Regions from separate parts of the Homo sapiens genome. Here regions 1 and 3 are each linked to region 2. The links are chromatin loops, found by intact Hi-C in ENCODE. Cell type or tissue: CD4-positive, alpha-beta T cell. All regions are shown on one strand.

The links. Hi-C counts contacts between places; a loop is a spot of excess contacts. Peaks named below come from ENCODE experiments on the same cell type or tissue, not always from the same donor. Only the 100,000 strongest peaks of a DNase experiment are listed, where the experiment ranks them.
Region 1: a loop joins it to region 2, with 4 times the contacts of the local background. A loop is called at or near these places in 2 of 110 quality-filtered maps.
Region 3: a loop joins it to region 2, with 4 times the contacts of the local background. A loop is called at or near these places in 3 of 110 quality-filtered maps.

The regions. Positions count from the first base shown.
Region 1 is chr20:58,407,159-58,409,658 of GRCh38, forward strand. The region is part of intron 1 of VAPB (VAMP associated protein B and C); the gene reads left to right. Among named protein-coding and RNA genes, the nearest start is that of VAPB, 19 kb to the left of the region's middle. In CD4-positive, alpha-beta T cell, no CTCF peak of the experiment used is centred here; DNase peaks (open chromatin) are centred at 1,013 and 1,623; H3K27ac peaks cover 1,668 bases.
Region 2 is chr20:58,235,805-58,238,304 of GRCh38, forward strand. It overlaps the pseudogene PPP4R1L. Among named protein-coding and RNA genes, the nearest start is that of ANKRD60, 8.4 kb to the left of the region's middle. RefSeq lists a silencer at 1,321-1,370. In CD4-positive, alpha-beta T cell, CTCF peaks have their summits at 1,448 (motif pointing right) and 1,652; DNase peaks (open chromatin) are centred at 967 and 1,437; H3K4me3 peaks cover 847 bases; H3K27ac peaks cover 486 bases.
Region 3 is chr20:59,403,139-59,405,638 of GRCh38, forward strand. No RefSeq gene overlaps it. Among named protein-coding and RNA genes, the nearest start is that of EDN3, 100 kb to the left of the region's middle. RefSeq lists an enhancer at 1,297-1,797. In CD4-positive, alpha-beta T cell, CTCF peaks have their summits at 763 (motif pointing left) and 972; a DNase peak (open chromatin) is centred at 733; H3K4me3 peaks cover 714 bases; H3K27me3 peaks cover 2,115 bases.

The sequences.
Region 1 (2,500 bases), 170 kb after region 2:
TCTATTACGAAAAAAAATCTAGTGTATTAAAGGAAAGTAGTGACAGTATTTATCTTTAGATGGTTTCTAGTATTTGAAGTTCATACAGAAGCTTTTGTCAGAATTGTACACATGGGTCTTTGTCTTGAGTTAATGAGACCACTGCAACTTTAAACATGTTTTGAGTGATAACCTTGATTTTTATAAATTATACAAGCATGACTATCAAGGCTGGTTTATCAGTTTTCAACAACTTTACAAGTCTGAACAAGTAGAAAATTATTTCAAAAGAACCTTGTTTGGATCTCACATAAACTACAGGTAGCTTTCTGTATATGAAAAAATTTTTAAGTACAGAAAAATACAGATAATATAAATACCCCAGTATGGAGTAACTAAATGTTAATAATTTGTTAGAAGACTCGTTTTAAATCTTTCTTTAATAAAACAAGTAAAACTTCACTAATAATTTATGGCATGTCTGTACTCCATATCTGCTGATTCATACGCCCTCCTTTTTTTTTTGTTTTTTTTTTAACTCCCCGGAGGAATTTAATGTGAACTATTTCCGTTTTTTTCTAGATCACTTAATGTAGTGTCATGGTGTATGGATGACTTAACATGTTTTTGAGACCTATCAACTGTTGAAATACAGATCTAGTTCATTCTTTTAAAGAGTTGTATAGTATTCCTTCATGAGATTTTAGAATTTTTATTGTAAGTAAGAGAATTCTTTATATATTTTCAATTCTGGCCATTCATCTGTTATATAAACTGCAAATATCTTAGTTTTCCAGGCTGTTCCTTACTAACTTTGTATTTTTTTTCAGGTAGCTTTCCTGAGTTTGATCTTAGGAATTCTTAAAATACAGTAGCATGTCTTCCAGTTTAGTTTTCCCACCCATGGAGGTGGTGGCAGGCTGAGTTTTGTTTCTTTCTGCTCTGAAAGACCTAGGAAACTAGTGAATTGAGTAAGCACCCTGCAAGTCTGGTATAGTCTATTTCAATCAAGTTGGCTTCTGGTGTGCCTTTGATGGCATCATCAGTGAGAGTTCTTGGTGTTGATTTCTCTTGCTGCAATAACAGGTGTGATGTTTCTCAGTAGCTGGCTGGCTCCCGAGGATACCAGGAGAATACTTTATTAATTTAAAACACTGCATTCTAAGAGTTCTTCAGGAAAGTTATGTGTCTATGGGTAGGGTTGTTTTTATGTGGTTATTTCAAAATAAGAGCTATACAATCAGGCTTTCTGCTGGAATATTGGAATATAATGTCTGCCATTTAAACACATTGGTTGCAAAGCTTTAAAGCTTTATTTTTGTTTCTAAAGCATTGATTTAATGTGTGAGCTAACAATTCGATCAAGAAAATAGATTTTTAAGAAAACTTCTCCAGTGTCCTTATTCTTGAGTTCATGGTTATTTAACAGCTCACTCTCTTCGAATATCTGTTAGTATGGTATCTTTCATTTTTTAGGGAGGGGGCAACTTTAAAAAAAAACACCATAGAATAATTATGATGAAAGCATTATTGACACAGTGAGCATTTTTAATACCTTCAACCTGTATATAAGCAGCACAAATTTAGAGTGATTTCAGATCCGGGTTTTGAAGTAGGTGTCTGTTTACAGGAAATGCAGCAGAATCAGAGTACAATGACCTCTGAGGAAGTCTCGTATTCATGCAGCATACATTTTTACTATGTTTGTGGCACTGTTCTAGTTTGGAGGATCTGGTGATGAATAGGACAGACACCCCCCCCCCCCACCCCGCCCCCCACTCCATGTGGAAACAGGAAAGGAACAAACAAAATATGTCCTATGCAGAAGATGAAAAGGGTGTAATGCTGGAACAGGAGCAGCAGTAGTCTCAGTATTTATTCACCCAGAGCCTGGATGTGCTTACAGAGGGTGCATAGAGGAAGAATACAGCCATTGTGTGAAGTAGATGGAAGCATGGCATGGCTATTTGTTCATTCAGCAAATATATTATTGAGCATCTGTTCTATGCCTGCAAGTGCTCTAGGTGCTGATGATCAGTAATGAACAAGAGGGACAAAAAAGTCTGTGTTGATGGAGTTTCCATTCTAGAAGGGGAAGATTTACATAAACAAGAAAAGAAATAATGTGGGGATTGGTGCACTGCAGATGGGTATAGAACGCAGAAAGCAATAGGATACTTTTTAATGTAAATAGACTGTCAAAGGGTAAAATTTAAAAATATTAATAAGATATCCAACAGATTTTGCTTTAGAATGTCCGTGTCCCTCCATTTTAGTGTATTTTTCCCACATAGAGAGTCTACTGTATTGAAACCTCAAGCACACTTTTATTGTCTTAACAAAATCCATCAAAAGTCATAGGCTTCTGGAGACAGATTATTACCTTCCCAGAAGGTAATCTTTTTAGAGTTGAAGTGAAATATGGTAATTTGTTTTTTGGAGAGGCTGTGAAAAGGAGAGATACTGTACCTAATTTGTGTTTGCAAGAGTATAAAATAATATAGCTTTTTTTATGCAGAGT
Region 2 (2,500 bases):
ACATAAAAAAATAGGATCAGCTTTTCTACAGCAGAGTCTTTGCTCACTAAATATTTTTCTACAAAACCAAGCTGTAAATCAACCTGTATTTTAAAAACACTAACCTATGGCTTAAAGAGTTTCATATATAAAAGGATTACTCCACAATTGCCGTCACTGAAACATATAACAAAAAAAGCTATCCTACAAATTGATAAAACTATAATATAGTTCCTAATTTCAAATTTTAAAAGCTAGTTTCATAGGTTAGCTGACAAAGTAAGCCCAGAAAAATTAAAAGAGTTAAAATGGAAGATACATCAACATTCCTATTTGTAAAAATCACAGAGCAAATGCCCTGATTCCTTACTAGTTTGAAGGAGATCCACCGAACTTCAGAAACTTGATCTGCACACAACTTTAAGGCAATGTGCATTAGGTAATCATAAACATCATTGGGACTATAGAGTTCCAGAATCAGTATCAGCTGTCTGAAATTAAAAGGAAAACAACAACAACAAAAACAACAACAAAAAAAACATTATTTTTGGGCAAAAAAACAAAATTATTGATTTCTTTTTACTGTTATTTCATCTTACAGATAAAAATAGCCAGGCTGGGAAATGAACAGCAAAAGACCCAGCAAGATTTCGGTCTTCAGTAAAATGCCAACAGCAGAAAGCTGAGCAAAATGACCATGCAAAAAAAATGTGAACAAAATTTTAATTCTTCATCTCACACACATACAAATCAAACAAAAAGGAAATAAACTCTGTAAAATAGAGGCTGAGAAATTTATGAATACAGATTTAATATTTCAATTTTAGGTTATCAGTTGAAAAGCACATAAAACTTTAAAAATCAGATAACATAAAAATAGCCAGAATGTTGAAGTTCACAAAGGTCAACAGATCAAGCGAACACTCTGAGATTGCACGACCGCCCCGGCGTTTCTCCGACTGCAAACCGAACCGGATGCTCCTGCTCGCGGCTCTTGGCAGCACGAGGTGGTTTCACTGCAGCGAGGTCCGCTTGGAGAGAACTGGGAGCGCGTGCTCCTTACTCCGAAAGACAAAAGCATGCAGGAGACGGCTGGCTGCGAAAACCCACTACCAAAGCTTTCACTACTTTCTAAATGGGGATGGGGAGAAGGGCATGAAAATAAATGACATTGCTTTCACCCAGGCAACGAAAGGAAATGAAAAAGAGATGGGGAGGAAGTTAGAACCAGAAGCCCGGAGTGCTGGTGAATACTTTCATATCAAAAAGCACCGTTTTCAAAAACATGATACCAATATCATGGGCACCGGAGCACAGAATTCATATCAGTCGCTGTGGCTTCAATAAGCCGGGAGATGGGAGATAGGGCGCGTAGGGGGCTAGATAACGTGGTCGGGCACTGGGGCCGCGCAACCACCCGGGGAAGCCCCGCCGGGCACCGAGCGCGCCTACTTCCCGTGCGCCGCCGCTAGAGGTCGCACTGCTTTCATGGAAAACGTGGGCCTGTTTTTCTCGACTCAGAACAGGATGCTGGGAACATGGTAAAATGACTGAAACCTCAATCTCTCAAATTAAGCAGAATGATTAAAGACCACAGCAAAGAGAAAGGCTTTCGGTTTGCCCCTGGCATCAGCCAAATCATATCCTGAATAGCTGCAAAAGCCTGATGAATTTATTCAGGGAAGACAATTATTTGAGAGATTTCTAGTTGTGGATGAGAAAAATGAAAACTAAAGACACCGAAATGAAAACAAGGTAAAAACTAAAACCCAAACAACAACTGCCACAAACAAATTCCCTCCACACCGTGAAAGGCACATTATATACCTTAGGAAGGGGAGTTATTTAAACTGATGCTTCCACCCTTTCATCATCACTAAAGCCTGGAACATTCCTTTTGCCAGCTCAAGACAGAATTAAATAACTCCTTCAGGCACAAAATGATGTGCAGATAGGAGCCACCTTGGGGAACCTTTTTGTTTCATAATCATCTCATCTGGGTTAGACCCCTTCCTGTCTCCCACAGTAGCTAAAGGGCATTAAGCATGCTGTACCCTACGGAGAGGACCACACTCAGAATGTTCAGGAAAGCTCTGGTAAAAACTGCTCCGATTAATAGGAAAACACTGAAGAGTGGGTGATTCATCTTTTATTTGGTTCAAATAAATTGCCTTCTAGAACAGCAGAACACTCTAATTCGAAAGTGACTCAAGCCCTGTCTTCATCTGAAAATGAATGTCTCCCCGGAGACTGTGGTATTTGTAACTCAGGGTTTTTGGAATTCTGTTTATACCTTAATAAAAACATAATCTCTTTATCTAAAAGAACACTATTGCTGCTGCTTTAGAAATCAATTATATGGTAAGAAAATTAAGATTTATTCCATCTAGTTTGCTTTCTCATATCCCCAAATATGTTTTTACTTACTCTGCTAGTTCATATCGAAACCTCCAATTCCTGCTGTTATCAGTCACTACAAATTCTTGAAGCTGATAAAGATAGTCTCTCCTCTTGTCTTCAT
Region 3 (2,500 bases), 1.2 Mb after region 2:
ATTCTCTCTTTAGCTAGGAGAGCTCTCTGTCTTTGTCACACGCACCCCCTTTCCATGTCTGAAAAGGGTGTTTGTGTCACTGTCTGGGCCCAATGTCACTGTCCATTTACTCTGCACCCTGGGCAGGCAGTGCCTTTCACTAGGAAAGAAGGAAGTTTCTCCCACTGCTCCGTCCCCAGGGTCCTCTCAGGGACCTTCCCCCTGTCCCCGCACCTAGTCCAGGTGGGAACCGGTCTCCCCTTGCAGGGAGGCGCTCTGTCTTCTCCCGGGCCTGGATACACAGGTGTCGCAGCAGGAGTTCAATGTACCCCGTGACGCCCTCGCGGCCAGACGCCCCTGCCCAGAAAGAGGGGACCCTCCACTTCACTGAACCCAGCCCGTGCCAGGCCCCCGAGGACACCGGGCCACAGTCTCCTAGGATGCTCCCAGGCCTGGAGCGGGGCAGGGTATCTCGGTGCCAGGCAAGTTGGTCCCCAACGAGCCACCCCAGCGGGGGTCCCTCCTCCAGTCCCCTGAATCCCTTGTCTCTGGGACCACGTCTCATCTAGGCTCAATCAGGGGCGATGACAACAACCATGACTTTGCCCCAGGAACCTGAGTGGGGGGCACGGGGCCCGAGGAAGAAGGGGCCAGCGGGCTGTTCCCCACGCTGCACCCCCACTCTGGCGCAGCGAAGTCTGCAGATCTCTGGGCCCCGGCGCTGCCGAAGCCTCCCCCACGCGCCGCGCTCACTCGCTGCACAACAGCGCCACCACGAGGCCGCGGGCGGAACTGCCGGCAGCACAGCGGTCGCACCCCCCGGGCCCCCCGCCGGCTGTGCGGATCCCGAATCCCTGCTTGGCTCGGAGCTGCCAGGTCTAAGCCGACCCTCAGAGACGCACGCCCCTGACCCACTGGGCAGCTGTGGTGTCTTTGTATACAATGTTCCCTTCCTTTCTCCTCTTCTCGTAGATGTTCAGATTCCAAGGGACTTTTCCAGAAGCTTCCAGAAAACTTTCCTTTTAGGGGCCCAAGAGACCTTGATTTCAGGGACACAGTGAACCCCACTTAGGACCCCAAGAAAAGGGACTTGTCTCCAATCTCCTGTCCTAGAATGTGCAGACTTAGGGGGCTCTCCTGTACTCCTGGGTCCCGCACATCTGTCCAGCCCCGCCTCGTTCACCAGAGGCAGCAGAGACAGGCTGAGCACACAGACGTGGGCTCAACTCTCTGCCCATCCACTCACTGTCTGGGGAACTTGAACAACTCACGTTGCCTTTCTGTGCCTCAGTTTCCCCATCTGGAACTGGTCTAAAAGAACACCCCCCGGTAGAGCTTCTGGGAAGATCACATGAAGTATGAAGCTTTGAGAGCTTTTGTACCCGACAGGCTCTCAGGAGGCAGCAGTCCAAACGGTGGAGGGATCATTATGACTAAGCAGGCACAGCTCCCAGCCGAGGGGGAGCTGGATCTCCCTGGCATCGACCACCCCAGGATGGTTATGGGATAAATACCTCTGCAGACGTTCAAGTGGAGAGGCTCAGGAGGATGCCGGGAATGTCTGCTGTTGCTGGGTGGGGAATTCAAATGATTTGTGTTCACTGTATCCCAGCTAAGAAGTTCTGGGCCGGGGCAATCTTTCTGATGCCCTCTTGTCTCCTGTTAACAAGGATTAGCTCAGCAGTATAGACAGGACCATAAAATATACCACCTTAGCCAGATCCTGGGGAGGCCACTAATGGAGCCACACTGGGCCAGGTCCACGGGGGCCTCTCAGTCACAGCTGGGAGATGAGGCAAAGCCACCGTCGTCCTCACCTGCCCATCCACCATCCCGGTGAGGTCAGTGCTCAAAACCTGTCTTTATCCCAGTCCGGTCTCACAGGGAGTATTTGTGCTGCTTTAAAGCCCTTCCCGGTGTCCTACTTACTTCTCCCTCTCAACCCGCCGGCTGAGATAGGCTAAAGAGAACATCGTTTCTTCAACAGATGTTTATTGAGGACCTGTTATATTTCGGGAGCCGTGCTGGCCGCTAGGGACACAGCCTGAACAAGATAGGTCCCTCTTCTCTCAGGGAACTGACATTCTGGTGGAGAGAGGACAAAAACCATGTATTAATAAGTAAACAAGACAATTTCAGAAGACAAAGGCTGTGAATGAAGCAAAATAGGATAGACAGTAATTGGAGAGGGCTCCTTTACACAAGGGGCGGGGGGCGGGGATAAGAAGAAGGAGCTGGCTGAGTGCAGAACAGCAGGAAGGGTATTCTAGGCAGAGTGAATAGCAGGTTGAGGCCCGGGGTCAGGGGAGAATGAGCTCTGCCCGTTTGAGGAATGGCAGGAAGGGCCCTGGGGCAGGTGCGCAGTGGTCAGGGAAGCGGCCAGAGCTGGCTTGTGCTGGATGCAAAGAGAAGGTAAGGGATTGGAGTACTTAATAAATATTTGTCAAGTGAGTGAATGCATAATTTGATCTATCCATGTACAGTTGACCAGGTGGCGAAGGTTTGCCGAGTCAGCTTCTGT